Linked DNA regions of Homo sapiens: region 2 is linked to region 1. Evidence: chromatin loops called from intact Hi-C (ENCODE). Cell type or tissue: Caco-2. All regions are shown on one strand. Region 1 has its middle 340 kb from the start of MIR5007. Region 2 has its middle 25 kb from the start of MIR5007.

Region 1 (2,500 bases):
GATTCAATGCCATGCCCATCAAGCTACCAATGGCTTTCTTCACAGAATTGGAAAGAACTACTTTAAAGTTCATATGGAACCAAAAAAGAGCCCACATTGCCAAGTCAATCCTAAGCCAAAAGAACAAAGCTGGAGGCATCACGCTACCTAACTTCAAATTATACTACAAGGCTGCAGTAACCAAAACAGCATGGTACTGGTTCCAAAACAGAGATATAGACCAATGGAACAGAACAGAGCCCTCAGAAATACAAAGTATTTTTAATTAAGGTATGTACATGGCTTTTTACACATAATGCTTTTGGATACTTAATGGACTGCATGACTTTTCTATGCACTGGGAAACCAGCAAATATTTGTGACTGACTTCATTGCAATACTGATTTTACCATGGAGGACTGGAACTGAAAACACAATATCTTCAAGGTATGCCTGTACAGAAGAAAGATGAAGTACTCTCATAGCAGCCACTTAAATTGACACAATAGTGTGCACTGGCTTCAAACTTCTAGCTAACTTATTATGGTTTAAGAAGTGATATTGATATTGAAATATTAATAATAATATTGAAATATTAGTAAGTCAGAATCATTGCATATTTATTGTAATTTGGGTAATTATTTAGGTATGATTCCAAATAAATATATTTATAGAAATTATATTGCCTTCCTTAGTACAACCCACTAACTTTATACTTATGTTAGATTTCCTTAGTTATAGATATCTGTTTAAGAATATCAGACTTTTTGTTAAGCTTTTTTGTGCAATTTAGGAAGTGTGACTTCTGTCTGCTTCATGTTCCAACTTCATTTTTTTCTAATAAATTATTCATCAATAAGTATTTGCTAAAAAAAGAAAGAAAAAAGAAATTACTGTATGAAAATGTGGTTAGTTTTAATGTTTTGAAGGCATATGGGCTGATGACATTTTTTTCCCTAACACAAGGGGAAAAGCAGCACACATAATCAATGGGTTTACTTTGTTTTAAATCTGTTGCCTATGTGTAATTTTTGGAGGGAACATAATATATTTATTATAAAATCATCCAGTTACTCTGTTCATACTGCACAAACTTTATGTGCTGCTGCTAACATTACTACAAATCTCTTTCATACAAGCTAAGCCAACATAAATTTTGAAGGAAATTATATATTTTTATTTTAAGTCTATTTTACAGTCTTCAAAATGCAATGAGGTTAAAGTGACATATTTTCGTTGTTAATCTCAGAGTTTTTCTGTTTTATTTAGACTACAGAAACCTTGGAATACAAATTAGTTTTATTGAAAAATATAAAAATTTAGAAAGCATTATGCATAATTCAACTATAGTTCTGATGAAAGCTAAGTAAAAGGAAGTGTACATCATCTTTGGTCAAATCTCAAAGCATTAACTGTTGCTTTAGAAGTATGTAAAGATGGGACACGAAGATGGCAACAATAGACACTGGGGACCAGACACTGGAGACCACTAGAGGGCAGAAGGGGGGAGGGGGCAAGGGTTGAATAACTACTGAATACTATATTTACTACCTGGTGACAGTATCATTTGTATCCTAAACCTCAGCATCACACAAAGTACTCATGTAACAAACCTACACATGTACCCCAAAATCTAAAACAGAAATTGAGATTATATATATATAAACCAGAAATAGCTGTATAACTGGCAATCTGGTTTTTGTTTTTTTTTTTACTCTAGGTTTATTACAACACTTGAAGAGAGGCAAGAAACAAGAAATCATACTGATTTTTTTCATATGTTTAAGATTTTAGTTACCATTATTAGAAATACCTTAGATAACACACTCTGAAAGAGGAGATTTGGTACATCTTGCATGATTCAAATACTGAAACTTTTGGAAACAAGGATTTATAGAGAAACTGTGTGAAGTTACCCTTTAGGTTGGGATATTCAAAATGAAAGGGACCATGTGGGTTAAATCCTGATAACTACTGAGGTAGATACTTTGATTATCTCTCTCATTCTTTTCTACATAGGAAGTTTAGAAAGCTAAAATCATTCTTTTTTTTTTTTTTCCAGAATCTCTTATACCTGACAGAAGTCATGCCAGTTAGAGATACTTGTGCAAGGCTTGGATAACAAAAGTGAAACAGAAACTCCTCCTTGTTTATGGCAGCTGATACACAAATCCCCAAAATGAAAGCATTTACAGCAGCTAGAAGATCTGTTCCTCAGGAGAGTCACGTGTGTGCTGGGTGTGAGGCAGTCTGGACAATGGTTGCAATGGAGCAATAACAAGAGGGGCCCCTGACATCCAGATGGCAAGCCCAGAGATCAGATCTTGAAACATATATTCAGTATTTGCTCCTTTATTTCTGATCCTGTCCTTCAAAATACTTTAAACTTTATTGTATTTAATTCCCTATAGCTTAAAATACAGAGGATGGTTTTTGTTTGTATTAAACCTTTACTGACAAAACCACCATTCTTATCATTGCATTTATAAAGTGCTAGACTGTACTTTCTTTAAGTAGCATT
Region 2 (2,500 bases), 320 kb after region 1:
AAGTTACCAGTGAATGGTCGGGATTTGAATGAAAAATGGAGAGAAGGCAGCCAGGAACTCTCAGAGAGCTTATGGGAAGAGGCTAGGGAGCAAAGAAAGAAAGCAGCAAAAGTCTGGCTGAGACTAACTCCAGAGGAATTCATAGCTCAGTGGAAAGGATACGTGGGAGTACTTCTTGTCTTCCCTCACCCCTCTGACAATCTGATCATTGCTATTGGGGAGTCCCTCCACCCTCATGAGCCAGGTCAACACAAAGGCTGGTGATAAGAGAACTTTCTGGGACCAGAGAACCTGGTGGCCCGCTCAAGCAGGCATGCTACCCCTCCCTCAGACCCAAGTTGAGATGGTAGGCACCACACTGATAGTGCACCTGAGATGCCACTGCCCAGCCTGGAAATCCTCTGCTCTTAAGCCACTGCACCACCAAACCATATACAAACAAACCCCACAACCTGCTCTAACTTTGGCAAGCACAGGGATTGTTAGTTCCCTGGGTAGTTGTGGGACCCCTGGGTATGTAACCCTCAGTGTAGATCACCCCTAAGAAGAAAGGAGTATAGCCCACCAAAGCACCTCTTGGGACAAAGAAAACATGGGTGTGGTGCCAACTGCTAGAGGAGGAACCACAAGTACCCAAGCAAAAACATGGAGAGGGGGTCATCTCTTGCCTCTCTCCCTCCCTTGCACTGTTTTAGCTGCAGCAGCAGTTCTTGCCACTGCATCCCTATGAGCATGCACAGAAAGAAAGCACTTTTTGACTTTTCTGATGGCTTCACCCTCATTGAAAGTGAGCATGCACTGAAAGAAAGTGCTTTTTATGCTTCTCTGGTGGCTCCAAAACCACTAAAGATACTGAAAGAAAGCACTTTAGGGCTTTTCCAGTGGCTCCATCCCTGTTGAAAGTTAGCCCATGGTGGCTACAGCTATTACAAAGGGTGGGGTCCAACTCCTCCTCCCTAAACTGAGCAATAGTATCCTGGCAATGAAGTACAATCCATGGAGCTGCCCGACCCAAACTAGGGAAAGAGGCTGTGTCCCCAAACCTCATCCTACTGGTAGCTGTCAGAGAGGTGAGACCATGGCCCACAGCCATACTCTGGCCGGGAACCAAAAGACAAAGCTTTTATAAATGGAAATGTCATGAACCCTGCAACAGGGGCATGATAGGAAAGTGAATTATGCTCTTCTGGGTCTGGAGGAGGAGCTGATGCACACCCTCATTCCTTCAACTGAGGCTTCAGAATATCACATTCTCTTCCTGTCACCAACTGTTAGGGAGAGTGCATCCACTGGGGCACCAGCTTACTGGCCAGCACTTATGCTCAAGCACCATCTGCTGGACTTCAGCCTGAATTGTACCATCAAACAAAAATACATCCTTACAATGAGAAGCATGTGAAAAAGTCACCTTATGAAACTTTCTGGAACAAAGGAATCAATAGAGAACTTTGACCCCTGAAAGCACCCAGAAACAAGCCAGTCAATCATATACAACATACACCACAGTCAGGCATTTAAGGGAAAAAAGAAAAAAATAATAAAAAGCTTCATTCAAATGACAGGAAATTGTCAGCTTCATTGGAAGTGAAGTCATTAGCACAAGAACTCTGGCAGTACAAAAAGCCAGGGTGTTTAATCTTTTCCAAAGGATCACATTAACTCTTTAGGAATGGGTGCTAACCAAATGGAAATATCTGAAATGAGAGACATAGAACTCAGAATGTGAATGACAAAGAAACTCAATGAGATTCAAGAGAAAGTTGAAATCCAATACAAAGAAGTGAGAAAAACAATCCAGGATATGAAAGATGACATAATCATATTAACAAAGAAACAGACAGAATTTCTGGAATTGAAAATTTCACAATGGGATTTCAAAATATAATTGGAAATGTTAATAATAGACACAACCAAGCAAAAGAAAGAATTTCAGAGCTAAAAGACCAGTCTTTTGAATTAACACCATCAAATAAAAACAAAGAAAAAATAATTTTAGAAAACAAAACCTTTGAGAAATATGGGATTATGTAAAGAGACCAAACTTACGACATTTTGGTATTCCTGAGAAAGAAGAAAAAGTAGACAACTTAGAAAAACGTGTGAGTGTATACTTCAGGAAAATTTATTTGATCTTGCTAGAGAGGTTGACATACAGGACAAGAAATTCAGAGAACTGCTGCAAGATTCTGTACAGGATGATGATTCTCAAGACACAGTAATCAAACTACCCAAGGTCAACACAAAAGAAAAAAAATCTTAAAAGCAGTTAGGAGAAAAGGCCGAATTGCCTATAAAGGGAATCCCATCAGACTAACAGTGGATTTCTCAGCAGAAACCTTACAAGCCAGAAGAGATGGGGAGCCTATGTTTAGCCATTGAAAGAGAAAAAATGCCAGCCAAGAATTTTTTACCCTGCCAAAGTAAGGTTCATAAACGAAGGAGAAATAAAGTCTTTCCCAGACAAGTAAACACTAAGTAAGTGAATTACCACCAAACCAGA

The links. Peaks named below come from ENCODE experiments on the same cell type or tissue, not always from the same donor. Only the 100,000 strongest peaks of a DNase experiment are listed, where the experiment ranks them.
Region 2: it touches region 1 in a loop (4-fold over the local background); 2 of 110 quality-filtered maps call a loop at or near these places.

Annotation. Positions count from the first base shown.
Region 1 is chr13:55,516,475-55,518,974 of GRCh38, reverse strand. No RefSeq gene overlaps it. Among named protein-coding and RNA genes, the nearest start is that of MIR5007, 340 kb to the right of the region's middle. RefSeq lists a silencer at 1,307-1,601. In Caco-2, a CTCF peak has its summit at 1,468 (motif pointing right); a DNase peak (open chromatin) is centred at 1,464.
Region 2 is chr13:55,198,159-55,200,658 of GRCh38, reverse strand. No RefSeq gene overlaps it. Among named protein-coding and RNA genes, the nearest start is that of MIR5007, 25 kb to the right of the region's middle. In Caco-2, no CTCF peak of the experiment used is centred here; a DNase peak (open chromatin) is centred at 1,318; H3K27me3 peaks cover 137 bases.